2 separate regions of the Homo sapiens genome follow, and region 1 is linked to region 2. The links are chromatin loops, found by intact Hi-C in ENCODE. Cell type or tissue: OCI-LY7. All regions are shown on one strand. Each heading gives the region's core, and the rest is flanking DNA. Links, peaks and the distances in the headings are about the cores only. Region 1 has its middle 25 kb from the start of ITPKB. Region 2 holds the start of LOC124904530 (a long non-coding RNA gene).

What was found. Peaks named below come from ENCODE experiments on the same cell type or tissue, not always from the same donor. Only the 100,000 strongest peaks of a DNase experiment are listed, where the experiment ranks them.
Region 1: a loop joins it to region 2, with 2.6 times the contacts of the local background. A loop is called at or near these places in 10 of 110 quality-filtered maps.

Annotation. Positions count from the first base shown.
Region 1 is chr1:226,756,172-226,771,927 of GRCh38, forward strand. No RefSeq gene overlaps it. Among named protein-coding and RNA genes, the nearest start is that of ITPKB, 25 kb to the left of the region's middle. In OCI-LY7, for the core only: a CTCF peak has its summit at 6,983 (motif pointing right); DNase peaks (open chromatin) are centred at 7,920, 8,530 and 9,100; H3K4me3 peaks cover 3,085 bases; H3K27ac peaks cover 3,812 bases.
Region 2 is chr1:226,820,544-226,836,299 of GRCh38, forward strand. LOC124904530 (a long non-coding RNA gene) reads left to right here and starts at 7,157. Exons shown (of 2, transcript XR_007066909.1): 1 at 7,157-7,302; 2 at 11,978-13,363. RefSeq lists enhancers at 4,566-4,705, 7,545-7,839. In OCI-LY7, for the core only: CTCF peaks have their summits at 7,710 (motif pointing left) and 7,910; DNase peaks (open chromatin) are centred at 4,478 and 7,708; H3K4me3 peaks cover 589 bases; H3K27ac peaks cover 718 bases.

The DNA of each region.
Region 1 (15,756 bases), core at 3,279-11,278, 65 kb before region 2:
CCCAGGCTGGAGTTCAGTGGCGAGATCGTGGCTCACTGCAAGTTCTGCTTCCCGGGTTCACGCCATTCTCCACCTCAGCCTCCCGAGTAGCAGGGACTACAAGCTCCCGCCACCATGCCTGGCTAATTTTGTTTTTGGATTTTTAGTAGAGACCAGGTTTCACCGTGTTAGCCAGGATGGTCTCAATCTCCTGACCTCGTGATCCCCCTGCCTCGGCCTCCCAAAGTGGTGGGATTACAGGCGTGAGCCACCACGCCCAGCTGGTTTACTGAATATTTTAAGCCCGCTGTTGGGACCTACTGCTCAGAAAAAAAGATTCCTTTCAAAATATTACTGCTAATTGACAATGTACCTGGTCACCCAAGAACTCTAATGGAGATGAACGAGGAGATTAACATTGTTTTCATGCCTGCTAACACAATATTCATTCTGCAGCCCATGGATCAAGGAGTAATTTTGACTTCTAAGTCTTATTATTTAAGACATACATTTTGTAAGGCAATAGCTGCCATGGGTAGTGATTTTTCTGATGGATCTTGGCAAAATAGATTGAAAACATTCTGGAAAGGATTCATTATTCTAAATGTCATTAAGGACATTCATGATTTATGGAAGGAATCAAAATATCAATGTAAAGAGAAGTTTGGAAGAAGTTGATTCCAACCCTCATGGATAACTGAGGGGTTCAAGACTTCAGTGGAGGAAGTGCCTGAAGATGTAGTAGAAATAACAAGAGAATTGCAGTTAGAAACGGAGCCTGAAGATGGGCCTGGATTGCTGCTATCTCAAGATCGAAAAACTTGAATGGATGAGGAGTTGCTTCTTATGGATGAGCAAAGAAAGTGGTTTCTTGAGATGGAATCTATTCCTGGTGAAGATGCTGTGAACATTGTTGAAATGACAATAAAGGCTTTAGAATATTACCTAAACTTAGTTGATAAAGTTGCAGCAGGGTTTGAGAGGATTGACTTCATTCTTGAAAAAAAACTTGTACTGTGGGTAAAACGCTATCAAACAGCATTGCGTGCTGTAGATATATCTTTTGTGAAAGGAACAGTCAATCAATGCAGCAAACTTCACTATTGTCTTATTTCGAGAAATTGCCACAGCCACCCTAACCTTCAGCAACAATCATCCTGATCAGTCAGCAACTATCAACATTGAAGCAAACCCTCCACCAGCTAAAAGATTATGACTTGCTGAAGGCTCAGATGATTGTTAGCGCTTTTTAGCAATAAAGTATTTTTAAATTAAGGTATGTACATGTTTTAGACATAATGCTATTTCACACTTAATAAACTATAGACTACAGGACAGTGTAAACATAACTTTTTTTTTTTTTTTGGAGACAGAGTCTCACTGTCACCCAGGCTGGAGTGCAGTGGCGAGATCTCAGCTCACTGCAACCTCCGGCTCCTGGGTTCAAGTGATTCTCCTGTCTCAGCCTTCTGAGTAGCTGGGATTACAGGCGTGCACCACCACGCCTGGCTAATTTTTGTATTTTTAGTACAGACAGGGTTTCACCATGTTGGCCAAGCTGGTTTTGAACTCCTGACCAGGTGATCTGCCTGCCTCGCCTCCCAAAGTGCTGGGATTACAGGCATGAGCCACTGCACTCAGCCATGTAAACATAATTTTTATATGCACTGGGAAGCCAAAATACTCATGTGACTCATTTTATTGCAGTGGTCTGGAAACAAACCCATGATATCTCCAAGATATGCCTGTACATACACATTGTGTGTATGTTTGGGCAAAACAAGAAAACTGTAATTCTAACCAGAATGCTGTTTAAAAGTTATCATTACATAGTAAAATAAACATAGATTAGAAAGAAGAGTGAGGTCAATTTCATTATTAAGCCGTAAGTTGATTTACACAATCCCCCAATTTCTTGCTATTAATTAATAATAATTATAACGATAGATAAGTGCTTATGAGGTGCCGGGTACTGTTCTGAACACTTTACATATGTCATTTACATGTATTGATCATTTAATTATCACAGCTAAGCCATGAGGTAGGTAATATTACTGTTCTCACTTTAAATGCAATGAAACTGAGGTATGGAAAGTTTATGTAAGTTAAATAAGAACCATTTATAGAGAAATAAAGTTTTGCCTATAGTAAAAGATGAAATAAGCCAGGCATGGTGGCATGCACCTATAGTCCCAGCTACTCAGGAGGCTGAGGTAGGAGGATTGCTTGAGCTCAGAAGTTTGAGACCAGCCTAGCCAACATAGCAAAACCCTGCATCAAAAAAAAAAATGGAATAGGCCGGGTTGCGGTGGCTCACACCTATAATATCAGCACTTTGGGAGGCCAAGGCAGGTGGATCACTTGAGGTCAGGAGCTCAAGACCAACCTGGCCAACATGGTGAAACCCTGTCTCTACCAAAAATACAAAAATTAGCTGGGTGTGGTGTCACATGCCTGTAAGTCCCAGCTACTCCAGAGGCTGAGGCAGAATTGCTTGAACCCGGGAGGTGAAGTTTGCAGTGAGCAGAGGTTGCGCTACTGCACTCCAGCCTGGGTGACAGAGCAAGACTCCGGCTCAAAAAAAAAAAAAAACACAAAACAGTAATCATTAAACAACCACCTAAACATATGCATTTCTCACTGGGATCAAACAACTCACCTATAAAATGAGGGCATTAGAAAGGTGATTATGAAAGTCCTTTTACCATAACTATCTGTGACTCCTTCACTGCTAGCAGAGAAAATAGTCCCCCTTTTCTCCTTTGATTATAAACAATAAATACAATCAATTCATGTTTTCTAAATGCCTATAATGAGCAATTAAAGATTACTTGAAAGAATAGCTTGATTTCATGAAGTACTTATGTTGTTGCTTAAATAATTGTTATTGATAATATTTAGTTTGATGAAGTGTTCCTTTGTTTAGAAAAATTGTACTCTGGCCAGGCGTGGTGGCTCATGCCTGTAATATCAGCACTTTGGGAGGCCGAGGAGGGTGGATCACCTGAGGTCTGGAGTTCGAGACCAACCTGGCCAACATGGTGAAACCCCATCTCTACTAAAAATACAAAAAATTAGCCGGGCGTGGTGGTGGGCGCCTATAATCCCAGCTACCTCGGAGGCTGAGGCAGGAGAATCGCTTGAACCCAGGGGGCAGAGATTGCAGTGAGCTGAGATTGCACCATTGCACTCCAGCCTGGGCAATAAGAGCGAAATTCCATCTCAAAAAAAAAAAAAAAAAAAAAGAAAGAAAGAAGAAAAAGAAAAATTGTATTCTTTCACATATACAGAGCCAAATATTCCTCGAAATGGATGAAAAGTCAACAAAGAGTGCTATAGTTCAAGGGACAGCTACATAAACCACTCGTCTACCCACCCATCCATCCATCCATCTGTTCATTCTTAAAAGACATATTTATTGAGCTCCTAATATGTGTTAAATTGTGGCAAGTTAAGATGTTACGAGACAGCAATATTCTCAATGTTGGATGGTATAAAAGCATAAGGACTTTGAAGTCAGGGATGCCTGGTTTCAAATCCTGGCTCAGCTGTAGTTTTGGCTTCTGTGTAACTTTGGGCAAAGCACTTAACTTCTCTCATCCTTAGATTGCTCATCCGCACAACGGAGACAATAATACCCACTTTGATGTGTTGTTGTAAGGATCGGAAACAACACATATGAAGCCCATGTAGCCCTATGCTTGGCTTGGAGTAAACTCTCAATAAATGATGTCTCTCAGGGTCACCTCTCTGGGACAGCTCTTCACGCCTTTGAACTCTTTGAACCCCAATGCCCAGCATCCTGCTATGGCTGCACCACTCCCGCAGAGCCCCCGTCTGCTCATTGCTATCATCATCAGGGGTATAGTCAGGGACACCTTGGGCAGCTCCCTGCAGCAAAAGGAGCCAGGTAGAAGAACCAGTGTGGGTGGGCTGGGAGCTGGAGGAAGAGATGGAAGAGTCCAGAACCTGCTCTTTCTCACAACCCACGTCATCTTCATGGACCCACAGGCATCTGTCACCACAGCCCTGATCCATGCTCATCGGTTATCCTGGGGCCACCTTTGAAAAGCGTTCATATTTATTATACACTAGGATGCAGGTCATTGTAGTAGTTCAGATCATTAACTTTGGTATGAAGCATTCATTCAACAAATATTTATTTAAATGAATGTCAGGCATGTGCCAGGCCTGTATCTCAGCATCTAGGAATATATCCGTGAACAAAATAGATTTAAATTCTGTGTTTTTTTAAAAAGACACTATATTGCCCAGGCTGGTCTCAAACTCCCGGGCTCAAGGGATCCTCACCCATCAGCCTCTCGAGTAGCTGAGATTATAGGTGTATACCACTGTGCCCAGCTCAAAATCTGTCCACTTGAAGTTTACATTCTAGATGGGGAAGAGTGTAGTAAATAATAAACATAATTTGAAGCTCAGTGATTTCAGGGATACAAAAAAAGAATAAGTATAATAAATACGTAAATTATATAGTATGTTAGAAAGTGATAAGAGATGTTGATGTAGAAAAAGAAAAGCAATGGTAATTCCCTGTACAGGGAGATTAAGGGCAGGTTAGGAAAAAGCTTATAATTTGTAATAGTGTGGTCAGTGCACGTCTCCACAACATTTGATTCATAGTTGTTCTACTTCATAGCTCTATGACATTGGGCAATTTACTCAATCTTTTTTTTTTTTGAGATGAAGTTTCACTCTTGTTGCTCAGGCTGGAGTGCAACGGTGTGATCTCGGCTCACTGCAACCTCCACCTCCCGGGTTCAAGCAATTCTCCTGCCTCAGCTTCCCTAGTAGCTGGGATTACAGGCATGCGCCACCATGCCCAGCTAGCTAGTTTTGTATTTTTAGTAGAGACGGGGTTTCTCCCTGTTGGTCAGGCTGGCCTCGAACTCCCGATTTCAGGTGATCCACCCGCCTCGGCCTCCCAAAGTGCTGGAATTACAGGCGTGAGCCACCGTGCCTAGCCTACTTAATCTCTTAAAGTCTCAGTTCCTCATCTGTAAACATGGAGAGAATGGTAGTACTTATGGGGTAGGATTGTTGTGATGATTAAATGATGTAATATGTAACAGCTTTAGCATCTAGAGAGCACACATTACCTTTTAATTCTCTTTGAATATATTTAATATATTCTGCTTTAATATGTTGCAGAAAACTTTAATATATTGCTTAAAGCTTAAAAACAAAGCAAGGCAAGAAGAAAACCAATAATCCTGCTACACAGAGGTAACACTTAATATTGTCATAGAGACTTCCAGTCTTCTTTTCTCTGCATAAATCTACACACTTAGCAAAAAATTGAACTATACACACCGTCTTCTACACTGATTCATTTTGCTGAGTAATATTCTGAAATGAATACCACAGCATTTAAAAATGATTAAGAGAGTGGATTTACAACTAGAACACAAGGTTAAGCAATTCACTGTTCCACCTTTAAAGGAAAAGTATTCTTGAGAAAGTGCCTCCCAGTACTGACAAATTACTTTTTATTATGAGGTTACTTAGATGTGTACAAACACAAAATGCATGTGTGTAAGCTCCTCATTATTAAAAACAAATTTTGGAATAAAATCTCCCCTTTTCTCACTGGCTCTTACTCTGTAGACAAGAAGCTTTCAAACCTTTTTAATCTGATGGCCAGAAAGAGATCCATTTTACATTATTTTTCAGTATATCCTCAGGTCTACCATGAAGTATCTATAGAGATAGATATGACATAGATACTCTATAGATTCTATCTATGCATAGACAGGATCATAAATTCGAATCAATTCTTCATGGAACTTACTCTTATTAAGTGTGAGGCACTCAGATACTTTCTTTTCATTCCTTTAGATTTTTTTTTTCATAATGCTGGTCGGATCCACTAAAGTTGTTTTCACCACCCTCTAATGAGAAGTTATAATCTTTAGAAAATCTTGTACCTCTGGAGGCAGAAACTGCGCCTTTTTTGTCTCTATATCCTTAGCACAGAGGCTAATGTTAAAGTTTATTGAAAGAAGGAAGGAATGAATGAAACTCAGTTATATTATTTTCATTTTTAGAAATTGATCAGAACAATAGAATTCAGAGAGGTTAATTGACTTACTCAAGATCACACAGCCACAACATATTCGAACTCAGGTCTGCCTGGAACTAAAGTCTATACTCATTCCAATGTGGTAGGTGGAGTTCACAAGAAACAGAACGTAAGACAAGGTCTGCAGCACTTCATTTATGAACAAGGTATGCTGGAGAGAAACGGGTGTGGGAGGGAAGATAGGACAAGGGAAGGATGTGAGGGAAAGGCTGTCGTCTTAGCTGGAGACTGGTTTCTTCAGCCGAGTCCCATGGGGCCGAGTCCCTTCAGCCGAGTCCCAGAACATGACGACACCACAGGGTTTGTCCCACCTCGAGGCAAGAAGGGAGCCAAGTCGGTACCTCTATGTGTCAGTGAGTCATTGGCTATGGGCTGCAGACATTTTCCATTATTTTTCGGAATATCCCTAGGTGGGGCAGGGAGAGTACCCTCCCATGTGAAGCAGCTACCATTTGGCCAAGGGCAATTCTCTGGAGAAGAGAGGCAGCTGTGAACAGTAGCAGCCAATGGTCATGGCCATTGGAGATGAGTCCACGCTGTGGGAAGGGATATGGGTGGGACATCAACAAAATCTATTGCTTTCACATTGCATCCCCAGCCACTGACTGAATGAATCAATGAATATACGTGTTTACTCAGTAATAGAAGTGGTAATATGTGTTTCAGGGGATCATTATGAACAGGAAATGAGATAATGGGTATAACTTGTTTATTTTAGTGCCCAGCGCATTCTAAGCACATAATTAAAAAATTATTATCAGCTACAGTAAAAATTAGTATTAATTTAGCAGTAATTATCCATTCATGCTATTAGCGATTATAATTTTATTTTTGTGACAATTGGCAATAAACCTTATTCTGAAGTCTCAGCTAGTTGACTGAAGAAAGATGAAAATTTGTAAAACACAAATTCCTGTCTGCCTGAGGGGGGCAGTCCTTTCTGGCTCAGACCTGCATGCGGCAATTCAGTCACTAAAGCCCCTTGGAATCCAAGGCAAGTCCACTTCAACCTAAATTCTCCAATGTTCTTTCTTTTTTTCTTTTTTTGAGACAGGATCTCACTCTGTCATCTAGGCTGGAGTACAGTGGTGCAATCATGGCTCACTGCAACCTTGAACTCCTAGCTCAAGTGCTCTTCCTGTCTCAGCCTCCTGAATGGCTCAGATTATAGGCATGTATCACCACACCCAGCTAATTTTTTTTTTTTTTTTGAGATGGAGTCCCGCTCTGTCACCTGGCTGGAGTGCAGTGGCATGATCTCGGCTCACTGCAACCTCTGCCTCCTGGGTTCAAGTGATTCTCCTGCCTCAGCCTCCACTGCACTCCAGCCTGGCAAGAGAGCAAGACTCCGTCTCAAAAATAAATAAATAAATTGTAGAGACAAGGTCTCACTCTGTTGCCCAGGCTAGAATCAAACTCCTGGCCTCAGGCGATCCTCCCATCTTGGCCTCCCACAACACTGAATTGCAGGCATGACCCACTGAAGCAAGCTCTTAATTAATTCCTATGACAATGCCTAGGGATTGTGGTGGTCAGTGTGCCCTTAGAGAATGAACTGGGAGATTCAGAACGAAATCATCACCCCAGCCCCCAATAAGTCCAAGGATGTTGGATAGAGGGGTGCAGGTGGGGAACAGGGGTACCAAGGGAGATCATGGAATGTTTCCCCAGCCTGCAATCTCCCCTCCTAACCAAGAAGAGAGCAGACGCCATCTCAAATCTCATGATTTATGTTGATGTCATTGTTTCCAGACCCTGCGTCATCACAGAGGGTAACCTTCCCAGGCTCTTCCTTCGGGCTACTGTCTGACACTCAGCATTTCCTGCTGGTGCTTGTCTGCCCCCATCCCCCTTGGCTCTACTGGTTGAGCTATTCAAATGCCTATGTAGGTTCTGCTGAATTTTCAGAACTTCACATGACTCATCCCATGCATTTCAGTGACTGCAAAGAAAAGTAAACCATTCCCGCTGCTAAAGACAGTTGTCTTTATGCTTACTGAGATTATATAAATCTGCATTTTATTTTTGCAACTTCGCAAAGAAACATTTGATGGGGGAGTAATGAGGGTAAGGGCAGGATGGGGAATAAGGTGAAACAGAAGTTACATTGCGCACAAATGCGACATGCATCTGCAGATCTTTTTTTGATTTATTTCTAAAAACATTTTCTGGGACCTGGAGCCTCATGCAACCAGATTTCTTTGCCTGTGACCCCTCTTCTACTTTAAATATGGATCAGTACCTCACTTCTCTGCCCCATTCTCTTGTCTTCTCTACTCTTCTAATTCCACTGCTTCAGCCTCTACCTTTGCTGATGCCTCCCCAAACTGCCCAGCTCTCTTCTCTCCTGAACATCAGCCTTGTGTTTAAGACAGCCCAATGTTACCAAAGCCAGCAAGTCCAAATTAAACCCAGTATGATTGGCCCCTTTGGTGTTTCGATTCTCAGTGAAGGACCTAACCACAACACCTGTTCATCAAGCTACAAACCCCAGAATCTTCAGTTTATCTTAAGAGTCTGGCTTTCCTTCTTATTCACTGTTCCTCACTCCACCTGAGTTAGCAAGCTCTCTCCATTCTACTCCAACTTCCAATGTGCCTCAAAGTCACCACTTCCTCTCCACTGCTGCCCCACTGCTTAGACCCACACTATCCCTGCTTGAACTACGGTGAAAGCCTCCTCATCAATTTCTTTGCTTCTTCATCCATCCACTCATCTGTCCTTCACATACTTATTGAGCACCTGCAATATGCCAAGTACTGTTTTAGCATCCAGAGACACAGGAACAAAACAAACCAACAAGACCCCTGCCCTCATGAAATTTACATTCTAGTGAGGTAGCCAGATAACATACAATAAATAAAGAACTTCCTACCTAAGATGGCAGTTTGAAATTTTCTCACAGAGTTTGATATGGTTTGGCTCTGTGTCCCCACCCAAATCTTGTGTTGAATTATAATTTCCGGTGTCAGAGGTGGGGCCTGGTGGTGGAGGTGATCGGATCATGAGGGTGGTTTCTAACGGTTTATCACCATCCCCCATGTCCTGTCTCATGATAGAGTTCTCATGAGATCTGGTTGTTTGAAAGCGTGTAGCACCTCCCACTTTGCTCTCCCTCTCTCTCCTGCAGCCATGTGAAGACATACTTGCTTCTCCTTCACCTTCTGCCGTGATTATATGTTTCCTGAAACTTCCCCAACCATCCCTCCTGTACAGCCTGTGGAACTGTGAGTCAATTCAACCTCTTTTCTTTATAAATTACCCAGTCTCAGGTAGTTCTTTATAGCAGTGTGAAAATGGACCAATACAGAGTTTTGGTCTGCCAATACCTCAAAAATAGCCCAAAGAAGTAAAAATAAACAAGGCCGGGTGCAGTGGCTCATGCCTGTAATCCCAACAGTTTGGGAGGCTAAGGCTGGTGAATCACTGGAGGTCAGGAGTTTGTGGCCAGCCTGGCCAACATGGTGAAATCCTGTCTCTACTGAAAATACAAAAATTAGCTGGGCATGGTGGCATGAGCCTGTAATCCCAGCTACCCAGGAGGCTGAGGCAAGAGAATTGCTTGAACCCGGGAGGCAGAGGTTGCAGTGAGCCAAGATCACACCACTGTACTCCAGCGTGGGCTACAGAGCAAGACTCCATCTTAAAAAAAAAAAAAAGAGGTAAAAATAAACAAGAGAAATTCACCAACAGCAATCAAATAAGCAAAGAAGCAATGAACTTTGAAAATTGTTAACCATGAAAATAAGCAATATTCTGGGGTAGAGTGGAGAAGCCTGACAGGACTTGGCTCCTCACCTGGTTCCCACGCCCCCTGAATCTGCAGTGGAGACCCAACAGAGTCCTGACAATTCTCATGAATACCCACAAAGCCGAGAGAAGCCAAGCACAAAGGTTTATTTATCCATTTCCTTCTCTGACAGTAAATAAAGCAGCAGAAATACCTGTTGGGGAGAAATAGGTAAACTGGAGGAAGTGAACAACTGGGCTGATTCTGACCATAGTGAAGACTCCAGGGCTACAAACTGAATTTCAGCACTGATGCAAAGCCTAAGGTTCTACCCTCCATGGGACTGGTGTGTACTACCTGGCCTGGAGGAGTAGATCCCGACACATCTCCTAAATCTCGCAGTGGGCAGAGCGGAGCCCAGACATGCTAGCTCCTGACACTCTGCCCTCTGAGCCTTCCCTGCCCTCCCCACCTGGTTCCCTCAACTCTCCCAATGAAATCAAGAGAAGAAAACAAATAGAAGAGGAAGATCGTCAAGAAGTCACCCACACGCTATCAGAACAAATAAAATGAATGGCTGAAATTCCCCAAACACGAGCAAATGAAAAGAAAAAGCATAGCAACTGTAAAACTATCCTGCAGGGTGGAAAAGGCAACGGATGAAGAAAATGACCAGAAACCCAAATGAGAGGAAACCTGACTCAAGCAATGAAGGCAATTCCTCCCAATTCTGCACGCTCTACTGCTTAATTAGAAAGTGAATTAGGTGAAACAGGAACTCAAAGAAGAGATAGTAAAATTGAAATGAGATGAAAAGAGAGATTTCAGATATAGGGAAACAAATAGAGGGCAGAATTATTATAGAGTTAAAATATAAACTAGAAATAAGAAACAAAATACTGTTAAAAATTGAATTATGATGTAGAGGAAAGGCTTAAGACAATCACAGTGAATATAAATGATAAAGAAATGGGTATGAAAGAGAGGAAAATGTGACTGAATATAAGGATAATTGGTGTCCCTTAAGTAGAGAGTCCAACACATGGAACAAAAGATGTATTCAAATGTATAATCAAGGGAATTTCCATGAAATGAAGGACTGAATATACAAATAAACGGAATAGACTGTATTCCAAGAAAAATGTAATACAGAATGTTAAATACTAAAGTGTACTCTAGGCTGGGCACGATGGCTCAAGCCTGTAATTCTGGTGCTTTGGAAGGCCAAGGTGGGCAGATTGCTTGAGCCCAGGAATTTGAGACCAGCCTGGGCAATGTGGTGAAATCCCATCTCTACAAAAAATACAAAAACTAGCCAGGCGTGGTGGTGCAAACTTGTGGACCCAGCTACTCCGGAGGCTGATGTGGGAGGATTGCTTGAGCCCAGAAAATTGAGGTTGAGGTGAGCAATGATCATGCCACTGCACTCCAGCCTGGGCAACAGAGTGAGACCCTGTCCCAAACAAGAAACAAAAAACAAAACAAGAAAAAATGTACTCTAATTAAATTAGCGAACTTTAGTGATAAAAAATTTTTCAAGTATCTTAATAGAAAAAGTGAATCTTGCCAGGGGTGCAAAACCCAGGGAGGATTCAGCCTTCTTCACAGCAACATTCAAGACCAGGATACAGTGAAGACAAAGCGCAGCCAGGTAAACTCATGCCCCAGCGATGGGAGTTACATTTGTTTAACAACTGTAGAAAAATACTTGGCATTAGCTTGTAAAGCTGACCATGCACATATCCTACAGCTCCAGCAATTTAACCTGTGTATATATATCCTACAAAACTTATTGCTCCATATACTAGGAGACAAGCAGAGGTATGTTCATGACAGCATTGCTCATGATAGGAAAAAACTGGAAAGAGCTGTAATTGACAGGAGAATGGATAAATGCATTGCAGTATATTCATAAAATTAAAATTCTCAACTACACTGAAAATAAATGAACTACAGCTATAGACATCAAGGTGACTGAATCTTAGGAACATACTGCATTTATCGTGTTTAAAAACAATAAAAAATAATTAAACATCTAACAATTAAATCACATATTATTTACGAAAAATTGGCTGGGCATGGTGACTCACACCTGTAATCCCAGCAATCTGGGAAGCCAAGGTAGGTGGATCACCTGAGGTCAGGAGTTCAATACCAGCCTGGCCAACATGGCAAAACCCCATCTGTACTAAAAATACAAAAAAATTAGACTGGCATGGTTGGGGGGCGCCTGTAATCCCAGCTACTCTGGAGGCTGAGGCAGGAGAATCACTTGAACCTGGGAAGTGGAGGTTGCAGTGAGCCGAGATTGTGCCACTGCACTCCAGCCTGGGCGACAGAGAGAGACTCTGTCTCAAGAAAAAAAGATAAAAGAAAAAATTAATGGTAATTCTACAAAGAAGCCAGGATAATGATTCTCTCTGAGGGTTGGGGTGGGAGAGGGCTTGGGCAGGAGCATAGGGAGCTGCAGTGGCAACGTTCTAGTTCTAAAGGGGGCAACGAACTTGCGTTTATTTTATTTCGATAATGTATAATATATTGGTTCTACATGTTTTTTGTAGGTATCAGTATTTCATAAGAAAAAAGGAAACAAAATTCTAAACTTTTTTCTTTTGATTCAGGGTCTCACTCTGTTGCCCAGGCTGGAGTGCACTGGCTCAATCATCGCTCACTACAGCCTCCACCTCCCAGGTTCAAGGAATCCTCCTGCCTCAGCCTCCTTAGTAGCTGGGACCAGAGGTGTGCACCATCACACCCAACTTTTTTTTTTTTTTAATACAGAGATGGGGTCCCACCATGTTTCCTAGGCTGGTCTCAAACTCTTGGACTCAAGAGATCTGCTCATCTCAACCTCCCAAACAGCTGGGATTACAGGCATGAGCCACTACATCCACCCTAAACGTTTTTAAAAATATTTTTATCACTAGGGAATAATTAAGGAAGACAATAGCACATTGTCTGTAAAAAAAAAAAAAAATGTGACTGAGAAAATGAGACCCAGACAAGATGCCATTTCAGTATAAAGGCCAAGGCACAATCCCAAACATGAAAACACGACAAGGAATGTAACACCCGTGAGTGCTTCTTGGGAGAAAAAAGCCTGCTTGTTTTAAAATCTAACCTGTAAGGAGAATGAATCACATGAAAAACTCAAGAATGGAGAGAGCACTGTAGAAAGACTTAGAATACTGAATCCATTTAAATGTAGAATTATGGCATTAAAGAGAGAAAACAGTGAAATTGTGACTTCAAAATAAAATATACATGTTATAAACTTGAACAATATCCTCATCATCACAACATTTTCTTTCTTTCTTTTTTTTTGAGACAGAGTCTCCCTCTGTCACCCAGGCTGGAGTGCAGTGGCGCCATCTTAGCTCATTGCAAACCCTCCCTCTCAGGTTCAAGCGATTCTCTGGCCTCAGCCTCCCAAGTAACTGGGATTACAGGTGCTCGCCATCACACCCGGCTAATTTTTGTATTTTTTTTAGTAGAGACTGGGTTTCACCATGTTGGCCAGGCTGGTCTCTAACTCCTGACCTCTGGTGATCCACCCACCTCGGCCTCCCAAAGTGCTGGGATTACAGGTGTGAGCCACTGCGCCTGGCCCACAACATTTTTTTAATGAAAAATAAGAGATGAGTTTTCATATCTGGCCATGTGGCAGCGACTGATATTCAATGGGTACTCACCTGCTTTAAAGAACTGTAAAAGTGGGCAAAATAGACAATACAACTGTTTCCAGGAATTAGACCCCAAGGGACACAGGGCTGATCCTTGAGAGCCGGGAAACCCACAGGTGACCCCACAACCACCCCTGGGGGCACTCTCTGGACCCCAGTAAGGAGATGAAGAGATGTGGTCTCGCTGAGCTGGGAAGGAAGAGCTCAGAGAAGATGGAGGCTGCTGAAGTCACTGGAATTTGCGGGGGCAGGGAACTGGAGAGGAGAAGCTGCCCAGAAGAGGAGCCCAGGACTGTAGGTGGGGGTCTTCTGGGGGAGGGCTGGACAGGGTAAGACTCAGAAGGCCCAGCAATGAGAAGCGCTGTGCAGCTGACAGCTGCCTGGAGACCCCAGGAGCCTGCTGGGGCTGAAGGATGCTGGCCTTCCCATGACGTGGAGTGGACGGGTCTTGCTAAACCCCCGGGGTGTCCAGCTCAACCCCAGCAAGGAGGAAACCTAAAGAGAAGATAAGGTGGGCATGGGACACTCAGACATGAAATCAGGAACAGTCTAAAGTCGGAACTAGTAAAACCTATATCGATTCCAGGACAAAACCAAAATCAGGGCAAGGAGACAAACAGTTTCATCATTAAATAAAAAACCAACTTAGAGGAAGCAACTTGTACCCTAATGCCCAGCTGGAAGATGCTTTCAGACATGTACTCTTAATTCAACCTGTGTCAACACAAAATGAAAGGCATTTTTCTCCCACTACAGTATTCCCCATGAAACAAAGATCAAGATTATCGTGTAGGGCAATTAATGCTGTGTTTAAACGTCTCCTTTTGAGAATAATGCTTTAGTGTTTGTGAAAGTGTCTTTCAACTTTTAATGACTTTTATTTGTTGTTTATTTGGTGTTAATCTTCTCTTTTAGTTTTCTGTTATCAAATGTCTTTATCACGTAGAGATTATTTTTATGTTATTGAAATAATCTATAAGTACCATACATTTTCTCATAACAACAATTATGATTATTATTTTAAATAGAAACAGAAAACTTTTGAAACATTTATGATAACCCTGACACAGGAACATGATTCACTGTTTCTTTTTTTTTTTTTTTTTTTGAGACGGAGTTTTACTCTCATTTCCCAGGCTGGAGTGCAGTTGCGCGATCTCTGCTCACTGCAGCTTCCACCTCCCAGGTTCAAGCGATTCTTCCCGCCTGTCTCCCAAGTAGCTGGGATTACAGACGTGCGCAGCCACCCCACCCGGCTAATTTTTTTGTATTTTTACAAGAGACAGGGTTTCACCATGTTGGCTAGGCTGGTCTCAAATTCCTAACCTCAGGTGATCTGCCCACCTTGGCCTCCCAAAGTGCTGGGATTATAGGCGTGAGCCACCAAGCCCAACCTCATTATTTCTTATTATGGTCACTCTGTTATCATTTAAAAACATGTAAATCGGTGGGGTTTTTTTTGTTTTGTTTTGTTTTGAGACAGGATCTTGCACTGTCGCCCAGGCTGAAGAAATCATAGTGATGAAATCATAGCTCACTGCAGCCTGGATCTCCTGGGCTCAAGTGATCCTCCCACCTCAGCCTCCTGAGTAGCTGGGACTACGGGTTCACATCACTACACTTGGCTAATTTTTTGACTTTTAGTAGAGACAAAGTCTCACTATGTTGCCCAGGCTGGTCTTGAACTCCCCCACCTCAGCCTCCCAAAGTGCTGGGATTACAGGCATGAGCCACTGCACCCAGCATAATAGTATTATAAAAATACAGAACAATTTATAAGTTTTGAGACATCCCAAAAAATCCTGGGAACTATGATTTGTTCCTGAATCCCAAAGATTAATATAGAACTTTTTTGACTGGTGAGCATGTTCTTCAAACTCTAGCTCACATGTCCTATCTTCTTTAAAAAAACTTTCTGTATTAGCCAAGGCTGATGGTTGCAAATGCCAAAAATCTAATACAGTGGGCAAAGGGGTACTTTATTGATTCATGTAACTGGGAGTGGTTGTAGCTTCAGGCACAAGAGGACCCAGAGGTTCAGAGTGTCATGGCCTCTCTCTCTCTCTCTCTCTCTCTCTCTCCAGTTTCTCCTCTGACTTAGATTTAGTTTTCCTCCACCTAAAGCTAAAGTTAGTCACACTGGGAGCTCCAGATGTGTGTTATCCTTAAGTCTCATGATCCCAGACAAAGAGAGAGTGAACGCTTCTCTAATAGGTTTGGTGAAAGTCCCCAGGAGCTTTTGGATTGCCCCAGCATGTGCCCCA
Region 2 (15,756 bases), core at 3,969-11,968:
GTATTACATTGTAATCTTAGTTTCCATCAGAATTCTACTTGAGCTCTCAATTGATAGAGTCATGCTCAGAGCAAACCCTCTGTAGAGCTACATTTTCCAGTGTAATAGATAAAACACACACACCATCAAGGAAGGAAGGACGGGTCCTCGCTATGACAGCTTTCCAGCTTTGCTCTGCTCGACAAAGGGCTCCCTGTGAATGGTCTGTTTCTCCCTAATGTAATTTCCTCATCAATGAATGTCCTTACCCCTCTCCCCCATAAAAACATAATTATGGACACACATTTCTTGGGAAATTGTTCTGCTGAAGGGATGTTGAAAACAATCCGATTGAATACTAACATATTGATTACCACTAGATTATAAATTATTGACAAGGTCTTAACTTTTCCCTTTCTAAAGACTTTTGGGTTAGGATATTTTAGCCTTAAGCCATTTCAGGCAATGGTAATCAGAAAACTCCTCCTCAACAATATCATGGAAGGAAAAGTCCTCACAGGATTAGCATTCTTCAAAGGAAGCTCTGTGTGAGACGAGGCAATCTTACTTGCCCCTTGTAAGATCCAAGAAAACTCATAAACAGCATCCCCCGGAGGGCGTGGGAGCACTTCAGAGGCATGGATTTGATTTTATAGTAGCTGCAACCCCTATGGCCTCCTGAACACATTCATCACCAATGTGTTTCTCCTTCTTTTATGCTTCTTAATTCTCAAAATCCTCAAAATAACATTCAATGTTCTGGTCAATGTTCTTGGTTCAGTGTCTCAAGAGCATCCTCAAAAGTAAAGGCCCAGGATAAAAATCTCATCTGCAGAGATTTTCACACGATACTTCTGGTTTCCAAAGTGCGTATGAACTGTGAAGTGACTCAGAAATACCAACGGCTAATCCTGATAGAGTCCAGAGGGAAAGGATGACTTCATCTGAAGCTGACCCAAGGAGGAAGGCACATCTGTCATCTCCTTGACAGTGTTCCAGGCTGAGCACGAGCTCCTGGAAGCGGCTGTGTGTCAAGGCTCTGCTCACATCTGGCTCCTCATCTGTGAGCCTTCTTGGCCCAGACTCAGGGGACAGGAAGGGAGGGGAGGGAGAGGAAAGCCAGGAGGACTTCAGGCACCTCTCCCCAAACTGAAATAGCAACTGGCTATCCCTGGGGGAAAGTGGCTCTGAGAGAGTGCTCCTAGCACCTCCCTCACCTGCATCTGAGGAAACTATGCCAGTCATCCCTCACCTCTCCTAGATGGGCCCTTCTGAAGCCCACCTGGAAACCCCATAGTCACTTATTCTCTGGACATGGTCCCCCTCCACGGCCACTCTAGGACTAAAGAGCACCAGCTGTTCTGTGGTTGCTGGGATGCTCTGCAGCTGTAATTACAAACTAATGTGCACTTTGGCTTCCATTTCCTGATCTTGCTGAATGATTCTGGCTGTCTGGAAAAGCAAAATGCTTCACCTTCCAGCACTAACACTGACAACCTTGCCATAAGGTATGTATCAGTCAGAGTTCTTAGTGGCAAATGAAAGAATCCACAGTACAAGATTAAGTAGCAAACAGATTCATAGAAGGATACTGTGTGGCTCACAGGATTTCCAGAAAGGCCAGCAAATCAGGCCTGAAGGCTCTACAGCCTGGAACAATACCCAGATCATCCTCCCACCACTGCTGAGTGCAGGTGCACACTTTAGATACTGAGATGGGACACCACAGCCAGGACCTCTGCCCCTGCTGCCCCTGAGATCTCAGTGACTGCTCCACAGAGCCCCTGGGAGAGGAATCCTCCAGGGGCCTTCTCACTAAGGTGCATATGATGGTGGGGAGGCCCAGGTCAAGTGTTTGTGTCCTAGCTGCAAGAGATACTGGGAAACGCAGCATGGCCTGGAAGTGCCTAAAAATAGGAAAGGAATTTATTCAAAAGATATTAAGCATACGCAAATATGACACATGCTTATTCTACATGGCTCCCTCATTTTAGTTACTGTGGCCAAAAAATAGGCATATATATATTATATATAATATACAATATAATAGGGATATATATATTTAATCTGCTACTTGTCTTTTAAAAAGGTGAGATGGTGCAGCTGGAGTGTACTGGCTTCCTACTGCTGATGTAACAACTTATCACAAACTCAGTAGCTTAAAACAGCACAAATTTATTCTCTTGTAGTTCTGGAGGTCAGAATTTTAAAATCAGTTTTGCTAGGCCAAATCCAAGGTGTGGGCAAGCTGGCATTCCTTCTGGAGGTTCTAGGAGAATGTTTCCTTGTCTTTTCATCTCCTTGGGGCCTTCTGCATTCCTTGGCTCCTGGCCCCTTCCTTGCATGGCCCCTCTTGTTTCAGTCATCACATCTCCTATTACTCTCTCAGATCCTCCTGCCTCCCTCTTATAAGGACCCTTGAGATTACATTGGCCCCACCCAGATAATTCAGGATGAGCCCCCTCACCTCAAGGTCTTTGACTCAATCACACCTGCACAGTCCCCTATATGGTAACATGGTCACAGGTTCCAGAGATTCAGGGTGTGGACATATTCGGGGTCATTATTCAGCCTGCCCTGGTGTGTCTCTAAGGAAGGCCAGCTGGCTGTCTACACAAAGGCCCTGAGACCAGAGTTCCTCTGGTGAGTTTACCAGAGTCTGGGCTTCATCCTTGCCAGTATCTCAGACTTGGAGATGTTAGCTTGGAACCACTAGATACCGGCGACATTGTCGGATAAACTGGAATTCCAATGAATTCATTTATTCCTTTTTATCAGGCACTATTCCTTTCCAGAAGGGTCTGCCTGGTGTTTGAACACCTGTGTGGCCAAATGAACAATCAGAATGCTGTTCGGTGAACATGAACATGAACATGAACTTGGCGGTGGGTGTTGCCAAGGGGTGTTTCACCCAGGTAGCAGGGAAGACAGTGAGCCATCCTGACTGACAACAGAACTCACCTTTCTACAGGCCAGATTCTGCATTTTTCCCTAAGCAGAGCTGGATACAACTCCCAAACTCTAGCTTTTTCCCTCTTGTACCATGAGCCAGGATCCTAGAATCATCCTCAATTCCTCCCTCACACTCCACATTCAATCCAACACCAAGTGCCATCTTTTCTTCCTAAGTATCTCCCATATTCAACCACAGCTTAAAATCTCCTCTCCCACACCCTACTCCAAGCCGTCTCACCTGGATCACTGTAACAGCCTCCAAATGGGCCTTCCCGCCCCTACTTTTGGTCCCCTCTGTCAAATTCTCTACCCAGCAGCCAGACTGAGCTTTAATCTAATCATGTCACTTCCTCATTTAAAGCTCTTCAATGGCTTTACAGTACCATTAGGGTAAAGCCTCCTGTGTTAGTTCAGATCCTCCCAGAAGCAGACACAGAGTACAGTGGCGCAATCTCGGCTCACTGCAACCTCTGCCTCCTGGGTTCAAGTGATTCTCCTGCCTTAGCCTCCTCAGTAGCTGGGACTACAGGTGTGTGCCACCACGCCTGCATGCAAGGGTTTTTTCTGGGGAAATTGTGACAGAAATGTGGAAGGGAGCTGCAGGAGTCTGGGAGACCCATCCAGTGTGATGTGAGTCTGGCCCCACAGGAAGGGGAAGGTGAGAGTGGAGGGTAGACGTAGTCTGCCGACCCTGAAGTCTAAGGAAAGTTCAGCAAACCACCATGGAATCCTTGAGCCAAAGCTAGCGACAAAGGATTTCTGTCCCTAGGGGAAGCCTGGCTTTGGTGTGAGTGGCAGGAGCCCCTGGTCAATTTTGCTGCCCAGAGTTAGAGGTCTACAAGGTGCGTTCCCCTGGCCACCATGCTCCCAATCCTCATCTCATCTCTGGCCCACCTCTTCCGTTCCTGCTGTGCCAACCCAACTTACTCTTTCCCATATGTGAGTCTTTGTAAAGGCTGTTTGCTGTGCCCGAATTACTCATCTTCTCACCTCCCCTGTCCCCTTTCCCTTCCCCCAACTCACTGATACTTCAGCTGAAACATCACTTCCTCCAGGAGACTACCCCATCCGTCTCCCACGTGCTCCCACAGCCTGGATCCTTCTCCATCCACATTCCTCATCTCCTGTGTTTAATGCCTAACTCCATCCTCAGATGTGAGACTTTAGCAGGCAGGAACTGTGACTATTTTATCCACTGCCATATCCCCAAAGCCTGGCATATAATAAGTGCTCAGTAAAATATTCATTGTTGAGCCAGCAAGGTCACCTGAGTCTGGCAGATGCAAGGAAAGAATGTCACAGTTTTGAGAGTAGTCAACCATGGAGGCTCGGAAAAGGGAAGCATGGAGGCAAACTGGCAGAGTCCATCCAGGCATTAGCAGTCGGTTGAGCTCAACATCATGAACGCTGATTTGTGCCATAGAGCATCTACTATGTGCTAGGTGCTGGTAGCTAACCAATGAATAGAACCTCTTAAAGTGTAATATGGCACGGGTACGACTAGCTGGGGCCATGGTCGCAGGTGGTAAAGGAATTTACCAAGACAGTTGTAGGTAAAGAAAGGCGGATTATAAGAGGAAGTATGAAAATACCTTGCAACGTTGCAATGGGCAGCACAGCAGAGAAGCGTCTGTCTGCCAAGAGGTGGGGGCCTGGAGGGAAATTTTACAGGGCCGTGCTGGAGGGGGCTATGTGCTGAATGAGGACATTGTGCCCCCAGAACAGGCCATTGTTTGTGATTCTGATTTGTGTTTCTCAGAATGATTGTTCATTGTTCTTCCCCACCTGGGGCCCCTTCCTCTTGTTGCTTACTTATCTAATCAGGACTTCACCTAAGGAATTGTGTAGTCAGTCTAGGGGAGAGACAATGCTGTCAGCCTACTAAAAACCAACTCTTCCAGCAGGTGTATGTGCACCTATTGTTAAAGGTGATGGCAATAATATGTAACTGATATTACAACAGTTGGTCTGATGTGGCAAAGACACTGACAAATTTGAACAGATGCCAGTCATTAATAACTGGTGTAGCCATGGGGAAGATTCCAGCTGAGTATTGGCTGACTGAATGCAGGCAGAGAGCCGTGCCATTTCCACTGGAATCTACCTCTTGCCATACTTGTTCTGACCCATGACCACCAAGGAAAGCCCCCGGCGCCCTGCCCCTGCCTGTTTGGTTGGTCATGCGGACACAAATATCTGATCTTATTTCTCATTTTAAGTGATGGCTTTATGCATCATTCTCTTGTGAGCTTCTTGAGTCCCCGCACCACAGAGCCATGGACAAAATAGAGTTTCTCGGCATGCAAGACCAAGGTCTGAAACCTGGGCCCTGGTACCTACCTTCTTTAGGGCCAGGCCAACTTGTGAGCCCCCTTCCTACAACCCCAGACCTCTCTGTGCTGACAGACAGCTCTCTTTGATGGCTGCCATTGGCACTGGGGAGTTGATACTTGAATGGGGGCGGGTGGGGTGGCCTCTCAGACTGTAGGCTCGGGAGTAGCCCTTCCAAGAGGCTGACCCTGATAGTTGAGTCAAACTGGTGACAGAATTGATGTGAGAGCTTGACAGCAGACCTAGGGCAGATAGCTAGGGGCTGCTAACCAGAGACTTAGTAATTAGCATGCAAATTGAGCAAGAAGGTGATCAAAGCTGGGAAGTGGAGGAAATTAGATGTCTGCTTCTGCCGGCATTCTCATACACGCTGAAGAGGCAGTAGTTTGTCCAGCTGTGTGTCTTAAAGATACCATCTGTGTCAGTCTCAGAGGTGCCAGGAGCCCCTCTCCCAATTACCTGTCATCTCTGCATCAAATTCTCCAAAGTGGATTTTGTTGTGGTTGTTGTTGTTGTTGTTTTGAGATGGAGTCTCGCTCTGTCGCCGAGGCTGGAGTGCAATGGTGCGGTCTCGGCTCACTGCAACTTCCGCCTCCCGGGTTCAAGTGATTCTCCTGCCTCAGTCTCCCAAGTAGCTGGGATTACAGGCGCCCGCCACCGTGCCTGGCTAATTTTTGTATTTTTAGTAGAGACAGGGTTTCACCATCTTGGCCAGGCTGGTCTTGAACTCCTGACCTCGTGATCCACCCGCCTCACCCTCCCAAAGTGCTGGGATTACAGGCGTGAGACACTGCGCCCGGCCTCCAAAGTGGATTTTTGCTCAATATGTTCTATTCCCAGCTGTCTCAGACATGGGTGGGGTAATGACTGATTCCTAAATCCGTTGACCTCAGCTTTTTTTTTGACACAGGGTTTCCCTCTGTCGCCCAGGCTGGAGTGCAGTGGTGCAATCACATCTCACTGCAGCCTCAACCTCCTGGGCTCAAGCAATTCTCCCAGCTCAGCCTCCTGAATAGCTGGATCTGCAGGCCCGCACCACCATGCGTAGCTACATTATTTATTTATTTTGTAGAGATGGGGTCTCCCTATGTTGCTCAGGCTGGTCTCATACTCCTGGGCTCAAGCGATCCTCCCGCCTCGGGCTCCCAAAATGCTGGGATTTACAGGCATGAGCCGCCAGGCCCGGTGACCTCAGCTTTTACCCAGCACCATCAAAGCAGGACGCACTGCACAAACCTGAACATTAGCTGTTGTCTAGCTGCCGGAGTATGCCTGGGGAACAGTCACAGTTGTTGCAGCTACACAGCATGTGTGCGTTTGTGAGTCTGGAGTTGGAGTTGAGTGAGACCCTGATACTAGGGAAAGAGACGGAAAGCCAGACTCTTACTTAAGGGCTTCTATCGCAGGAGGGAAGATTTCTTCCAAGAGCTCAGTGCAATAAATGAAAGAAATTTAGAAGGCTGCCAGGCTCAGGGCAGCCCCGGAGCATCAGAAGTAGGAGGCTGAGGGTCGGGAATGGGGAGCAGGGGTTAGAACTGAGGAAGCAGGGGTTAGAACTGAGGGGTTGCTGAAGACACCACCACGTTTCAGAACTCAGGATAGGGCCTGCCTGGGGACTCGCACAGAGGAGAAGGAACCGGTAGTCTAAAATACTAAAACGTGTGGAATTCCTGCATGGAGGCTTCCTACTGGGAGTGTAAAATTTCTGTGAGAACTGTAAGAAGTAAGCAAACAGCATCAGAGGACATGAGCCCCGTGGAAAGTGCCTCAAAGTGTGGTTTGAGGATTACCCGCCTGAGACTCCAAAGAGGTGTTTGCCAAAAAAGGCAGATTCTTGGGCCACACCCGGCTCTATGGAGTGGGAAGCGCTGAGGGTGGGGCCTGGGCGCCTGCTCTCAGAACTGGTGCCGCTGAAAGCTTGCAGAGCCCAAACGCTGCGAGGAGGTCGCACCAGCAAGTGAGGAAGCAGAAGGGATGGCTTCCTGCGCCTCCCACACAATTTTCAACTTTTCAGGAAGTACCATAGGAGAAGTCAAGGTAGATGAATACGTTTTTCTTTGGTCCCTAGCATTTTTCTTTTAAAATTTTATTTTCCTTTTGAAAAAGAATGTGAGAACAAAGTCTGAGAACGAATGTGAGAACGAATCTCGAAACGTGAGAAAAAGGCCTTCTTCCCCCCCTCCACCTCCCCTGCGTGGTCCTTGGGTGCTCTGTGAACGGTGACCCCACCCTCACAGGGACCCTGACTCCTGAGGGGTCACCACTCATATCCTGTGAGAGACTACGCTATTCCCTGATTCAGCGGGGTCTCCAGGTCTGAACGCCCAAGGCCAACACAGAGGCCTAAAAATAGAGCCCGGGAGGCCCAGTCAAACCGGAAGAGAGCCAGAGGCCTCCCTGGAGTCCCGAAGACGATCTGAACCAAGGAGCCCAGCGCCCTCTAGCGGGAGACAAGCTGCTTCGCGGCCCTGGTCTCCGGTCAGAGGCACTGGGCTGGGGCTGAGCACTCCGAGGCGGAAACCAAAGGGTGTGCCCCTGGGGACACCGCCTCAAGACCCCTGACTGAGGCTCCAAAAGGAAAAATTGTGCCACTTGTGTTTTACGAACTTCAACGTAATTGTAGGATACATTGCTGTAATGTATAATGTTGTAATAATGATTACCTTCTATAACCACAGATTTTTATATTTATTTATTTATTTATTTTTGAGACAGAGTCTTGATCTGCCACCCAGTCTGGAGTGCAGTGGCACGATCTCAGCTCACTGCAACCTCCGCCTCCCGGGTTCAAGCAATTCTCTGCCTCAGCCTCCTGAGTAGCTGGAATTACAGGCGCCTGCCACCATGCCCAGCTAATTTTTGTATTTTTTGTAGAGACGGAGTTTCACCATCTTGGCCAGGCTGCTCTTGAATTCCTGACCTCGTGATCCACCCGCCTCGGCCTCCCAAAGTGCTGAGATTACAGGCGTCAGCCACCGCGCCTGGCCGACTTTTATTTCTTTACTTATTTACTTATTTATTTATTTTCTGAGATGGGGTCTTGCTCTGTCGCCCAGGCTGGAGTGCAATGGCGTGATCTCAGCTCACTGCAACCTCTGCCTACTGGGTTCAAGTGATTCTCCTGCCTCAGCCTCCCCAGTAGCTGGGATTACAGGCACGCACCACCATGCCCGGCTAATTTTTGTATTTTTATTAGAGATAGGATTTCACCATGTTGGCCAGGCTGGTCTCAAACTCTTGACCTCAGGTGATCCACCCTCCTTGGCCTTCCAAAGTGCTGAGATTACAGGCGTGAGCCACTGCCCCTGGCCTAGCATCACAGACTTTAGACCCTTTTCATTACTTCTCAGTGAGACCAAGGTTCCTATCACTAAATTCACATGCACATAACATATAACCTGGAAGGGTACCCAAGCACCTCCGACAGCTGCACCAAGATTCCATCTGGGAAAGCTGTTCTCTGGGGGAACATACAACTTTGGGATGGGTGCTCAGGAGCCTTAATAGCAGAAAAGGACCCCTTGCAAGTCAGAAAATTTGGCTGAATCATTCCAGGCACTCTCTGAGGGGGCAGATGTCTCTGCTGGCTAATTGTTCCCCCACCTGAAGACATCAACTCAGTTTTCCCTAAGTCAGAGAGAAAACATACTCCTACTGTACATATTTCGAGAAAGGAAATATACAGCTGAACACTGAAGTGCCCAGTTAGGCTTTGAAGAAAAGGATTGTGGCCGAAAGACACCAGGCTTTTAATAAAAGCTAAAAAGCAAAAGTGTATACCACCTCACACCCATGCGGATGGTGACTATTAAAAAACTAAAGAAAGAAAGAAAATAAGTGTTGGTGAGGATGGAGAAATTGGAACTCTTGTCCTCTGTTAATGGAAACGTAGAATGGTACAGCTGCTGTGGAAAGCAGTATGTCAGTTCCTCAAAAAATTAAAAATGGAATGACCATTCAATTCGGCAATTCCACTTCTTTTTCTTTTTTTTTTTTTTTTGAGACGGAGTCTCGCTTTGTTGCCCAGGCTGGAGTGCAGTGGCACAATCTTGGCTCACTGCAACCTCTGCCTACCAGGTTCAAACGATTCCCCTGCTTCAGCCTCCTGAGTAGCTGGGATTACAGGCACCTGCCACCACGCCCGGCTAATTTTTGTATTTTAGTAGAGACGGGGTTTCACCATGTTGGCAAGGCTGGTCTCAAACTCCTGACCTCATGTGATCCGCCTGCCTCGGCCTCCCAAAGCACTGGGATTACAGGCGTGAGCCACTGCGCCCGGCCCCAATTCCACTTCTGAGTGTGTAACTACAAAAATTGAAAGCACAGTCTCAAAGAGATAGCTGCACACCTTTGTTCATAGCAGCATCATTCCGAATAGCCAAAAGGTGGGGGCAACACAAATGTCCCTCAACAGAACAACAGATCACCAAAATGTGGTGTATACCCACAAAGGAATATGATTTGCCCTTTAAAAGGATGGAAATTGAGCCGGGCATGGTGGCTCATGCCTGTAATCCCAGCACTTTGGGAGGCTGAGGTGGGTGGATCCCTGAGGTCAGGAGTTCGAGACCAGCCTGGCCAACATAGTGAAACCTTGTCTCTACTAAAAATACAAAAATTTAGCTGGGCATGGTGGCGGCGCCTGTAATCCCAGCTACTCAGGAGGCTGAGGCAGGAGAATCGCTTGAATCTGGGAGGCGGAGGTTACGGTGAGCCGAGATCATGCCATTGCACTCCAGCCTGGGCGACAAGAGCAAAACTCTGTCTCAAAAAAAAAAAAAAGATGGAAATTCTGCTGGCACGGTGACTCACATCTGTAATCCCAACACTTTGGGAGGCCAAGGTGAATGGATCATGAGGTCAGGAGTTCAAGACCAGCCTGCCTAACATGGTGAAAGCCCGTCTCTACTCAAAATACAAAAATTAGCCGGGCATGGTGACATGAGGCAGGATAATCGCTTGAATCTGGGAGGTGGAGGCTGTGGTGAGCCAAGATTGTGTCACTGTACTCCAGTCTGGGCAACAGAGCAAGACTCTGTCTCAAAAAGAAAAAAAAAAAGGATGGAAATTCTGACAAATCCTACAACACAGATGAACCTTGAGAACACATTACACTAAGTAATTTAGGTCAGACACAAAAAGATAAATACTGTGTGAGCCCACTTATATGACATACCTAGTCATGAAAATCATAGAGACAGACAGCAGAATGATGGCTGCCAGGGGCTGGGGGGAAGAGAATGGGAGTTATTGTTCAATGGGGATGGAGTTTCAGTTATGCAAGATGAAAGGTTCTGGAGAACTTTGAGTGATAATGATGTGTCAGTGTAGGTTCACTGATCATAACGAGTGCAGCACTCTGGTGGAAGATGTCAAGCAGGGGATCTGTGCACCTGTGGGGATAGTGGGCACATGGGAACTCTGTACTCTGCTCTCAATTTTTCTGTGAACCTAAAACTGTTCCTTTAAAAGTTGTGACACTAAACTGCTCTTTAAAAAGTTTAATAATTTGTCTGGGCGTGGTGGCTCACACCTGTAATCTCAGCACTTTGGGAGGCTGAGGCAGGCAGATTACCTGAGATCAGGAGTTCGAGACCAGCCTGACCAACATGGAGAAACCTTGTCGCTACTAAAAATACAAAAAATTAGCAGGGAGTGGTGGCGCATGCCTGTAATCCCAGCTACTTGGGAGGCTGAGGCAGGAGAATTGCTTGAACCCGGGAGGCGGAGGTTGCGGTGAGCTGAGATTGCACCATCGCATTCTAGTCTGGGCAACAAGAGCAAAACCCTGTCTCAAAAAAAAAAAATGTTTAATAATTTTCTTTAAAAAGTTCTAGAGATGGATGGTGGTGATGGCTGCACAATAATGTAAATTTCCTTAATACTATTAAAACTGTACACTTAAAATGGTTATGATAGTAAATTTTATGTGTATTTTATCACAATTAAAATTTTAAAATAAATAAAGTAAAAAACAAAAGGCGGAGGGACAGATAGGCTAGAAAGGGACTGTAATTTAATAACCAGAGAGTACTGCGCATTTAGAAATGTCATCAATAGGAGTTATAGTCATTTGGGGATATATATTTTTAAGTATTTTATATTAACATGAAATCATTTGGAATTTCAAAAACAATTTTAAATAAAAGTACACAAGAAAGAATGCTTATCAGACAAAGTCAGGGAGGATGGCACAGGCAGAAAGAGGAAAGCAAAGGCAAATAAACATTTTAGGACCTTTGTTCTGAAGGGATTATTACTGGGGGCCTAGAGGAGAAAGTTGGGACAGAAGGAAGATGGTTCAAAGAAGGAGGGAACTCAGCCCTCCCCTAGGATCCAGGTGAATCACTGTTCCTGTTCTGAATCATCCAGGCAGGAATGTGGTTATTTTGTTGTTGTTGTTTTGAGACAGGGTCCCACTCTGTCTCCCAGGCCGGAGTGCAACCTCCACTCCACTGCTCACTGCAGCCTCTGCCTCCCGGGTTCAAGCAATCCTCCTGCCTAAGCCTCCCGAGTAGCTGGGATTACAGTCACGTGCCACCATGCTCGGCTAATTTTTGTATTTCTTGGTAGAGATGGAGTTTCACCATTGGTCAGACTAGTCTTGAACTCCTGACCTCAGGTGATTCGCCTGCCTCAGCCTCCCCAAAGTTCTGGAATTACAGGTGTGAGCCCTGTGCCCGGCCTAAAGTGTTGTTGTTTTTTTTTTTAGGCTTGGAAATTGTGGTGAAAGAAGCTACGAATGAGATAAATGTGTGTTCTTTCCACCCCTAAAAACAGTGTCACCACCACTCATCCTTGAAACCATCAGGTACAGGCAGGAGAGGACAACAAATTTGGAAAAAAAGAATGTGGAAATGGAGACACAGGCTTGACATCGTTTGTTTTTCACTTTCCAGCAGCAGGGAAACCTGTGAGCGACGTTCACGTCTAGTGTCCAGTGCCTTGCGTGGTCCCAATCACAAACCCCTAGCTCAGGGGCAGCGGGGCCATGAACTAGGGAGGCCGCCGTAATGACAGCCTGGCAGGAACCCTATGTCCAAACCAGAGGAGCCCCCTCAGAGCAACCTCCACAGGCAGTGCTGCTGTCAAGGAAATGCCAGAGCCGGGTGGTAGTTAACATGGTAAGAGGAGACTTCATTCAGGACCATTGCAGTAGGGGAAACAGGTCCTCAGTATAGAAGTGGGCTCAATTCAGAATACAGCATAAGCAACTGGGACTCTACAGGCAAAGAGCAAGGTGAGGCTGGGTGGGTGGAAAATTACATCAGGGGTAAGGGGTCCTAGTTCAACCAACTCTGAGAATATAGAAATAAACTCAGTTTCTCCCATTATAGCCTCATAACACACTTCTGACACCAGCTGTGGGGAGGATTTTCCCCACACCTCGAGCGAACAATCAATTCTGCAGTGGACCTCCACTTGGTCCTCCAACTGGGTATTCTCCAATTCAATTCTGACATTATCCACCTGAGTGTCAGATCCTGCAGGGTGAGGGATCAGTCTCCATGACTGCCCCCCGACTTTCAAAGCCAATTGGAAGCCCCAAGTTCTTTAACCTGTCCTTCAATGAACAGCTCTAAATTAAGCTATAAACTGAGGTTCCCATGGCTCCATCTTCAGGTTCCACTAATTTGCTGGAGCAGCTCACAGAACTCAGGGAAACATTATATTTACATTTATGGGTTTATGACTGTCAGGTCTCTGAGCCCAAGCTAAGCCATCATAACCCCTGTGACCTGCACGTATACATCCAGATGGCCTGAAACAACTAAAGAACCACAAAAGAAGTGAAATAGCCAGTTCCTGCCTTAACTGATGACATTCCACCATTATGATTTGTTCCTGTCCCACTCTAACTGATCAATTGACCTTGTGACATTCCTTCTCCTGGACAGTGAGTCTCAGGGGCTCCCCACCAAGCACCTTGTGACCCCTGCCCCTGCCTGCAAGAGAAAATCCCCTTTAACTGCAATTTTCCACTACCTACCCAAATCCTATAAACCTGCCCCACCCCTATCTCCCTTTGCTGACTCTCTTTTTGGACTCAGCCCACTTGCACCCAAGTGAAAATAAACAGCCTTGTTGCTCACACAAAGCCTGCTTGGTGGTCTCTTCACACAGACAAGTGTAACATTTGGTGCCGAAACCTGGGACGGGGGACTCCTTTGGGAGACCGGCCCCCTATCCTCACCCTCACTCCGTGAGGAGATCCACATATGACCTTGGGTCCTCAGACCAGCCCAAGGAATATCTTGCCAATTTCAAATCAGCTAAGTGGTCTCTTCACTCTCTTCTCCAGCCTCTCTTGCTACCCTTCAATCTCCCTATCCTTCCAATTCCAGTTCTTTTTCCTCTGTAGTAGAGACAAAGGAGACACATTTTATCTGTGAACTCAAAAACTCCAACGTCAGTCACGGATTTGGGAAGACAGTCTTCCCTTGGTGTCTGATCTCCATGGGGACGCCTGCCTTGATCATTCACCCACATTCCATTGGTGTCTGATCTCCGTGGGGACGCCTGCCTTGATCATTCACCCACACTCACTTGGTGGCAGGTCAATTATGGGGACGCCTGCTTTGGCTGCTCACCCACATTACAGCCCAGGGCTGCTCATCCCCCACCTCCCCCACCACTTCTCCATGTCTCTACCTTCCTCTTTAAACTTACCTCCTTCACTATGGGCAACCTTCCACCCTCCATTCCCCCTTCTTCTCCCTTAGCCTGTTTTCTTAAAAACCTAAAACCCCTTTGACTAACACCTGACCTAAAACCTAAATGTCCTATTTTCTTCTGTAATACCGCTTGGCCCCAATACAAACTCAAAAATAGTTCCAAGTGGCCGGAAAACAACACTTTCAATTTCTCCATCCTACGAGATCTAGATAATTTTTGTCGTAAAATGGGCAAGTGGTCTGAGGTGCCTGACGTCCAGGGATTCTTTACACATCGGTCCCTCCCTAGTCTCTGCTCTCAATGCAACTCATCCCAAATCTTTCTTCTTTCTCTCTCTTGTCTGTTCCTTCAGTCTCCACCCCAAGCTCTGAGTCCTCTGAATCCTTTTCTATGGACCCATCTGACCTCTCCCCTCCTCCCGAGGCTGCTCCTCGCCAGGCCAAGCCAGGTCCCAATTCTTCCTCAGCCTCCACTCCCCCACCCTATAATCCTTCTGTCACCTCCCCTCCTCACACCCAGTCTGACTTACAGTTTTGTTCCACGACTAGCCCTCCCCCACCTGCCCAACAATTTCCTCTTAGAGAGATGGCTGGAGCTGAAGACGTAGTCAAGGTTAATGCTCCATTTTCTTTATCCGACCTCTCCTAAATCAGTTAGCGTTTAGGCTCTTTTTCATCAAATATAAAAACTCAGCACAGTTAATGGCCCATTTGGCAACAACCCTCAGATGTTTTACTGCCCTAGACCCAGAGGGGCCAGAAGGCTGTCTTATTCTCAATATGCATTTTATTACCCAATCTGCTCCCGATATTAGAAAAAGCTGCAAAAATTAGATTCCGGCCCTCAAACCCCATAACAGGACTTAATTAACCTCGCCTTCAAGGTGTACAATAATAGAGAAGAGGCAGCCAAGCAGCAACATATTTCTGAGTTGCAATTACTTGTCTCTGCTGTGAGAGAAACTCCAGCCACATCTCCAGCACACAAGAACTTCAAAACGCCTAAACCACAATGGCCAGGCGTTCCTCCAGGACCTCCTGCCCCAGGATCTTGCTTCAAGTGCTGGAAATCTGGCCGCTGGGCCAAAGAATGCCTGCAGCCGGGGATTCCTCCTAAGCCATGTCCCATCTGTGCAGGCCCCACTGGAAATAGGACTGTCCAATTCACCTGGCAGCCACTCCCAGAGCCCCTGGAACTCTGGCCCAAGGCTCTCTGACTGACTCCTTCCCAGATTTTCTTGGCTTAGTGGCTGAAGACTGACGCTGCCCGATCGCCTTGGAAGCCTCCTGCACCATCACAGACACTTCAGGTAACTCTTACAGTGGAGCGTAAGCCCGTCCCCTTCTTAATCGATACGGAGGCTACCCACTCCACGTTACCTTCTTTTCAAGGGCCTGTTTCCCTTGCCTCCATAACTGTTGTGGGTATTGACGGCCAGGCTTCTAAACCTCTTAAAACTCCCCAACTCTGGTGCCAACTTAGACAACATTCTTTTATGCACTCCTTTTTGTTATCCCTACCTGCCCAGCTCCCTTATTAGGTCGAGGCATTTTAACGAAATTATCTGCTTCCCTGACTATTCCTGGGCTACAGCCACACCTCATTGTCACCCTTTTCCCCAGTTCAAAGCCTCCTTCGCATCCTCCCCTTGTGTCTCCCTACCTTAATCCACAAGTATGGGATACCTCTACTCCCTCCTTGGTGACCAATCATGCACCCCTTACCATCCCATTAAAACTTAATCACCCTTACCCTGCTCAATGCCAATATCCCATCCCACAGCATGCTTTAAAAGGGTTGAAGCCTGTAATCACC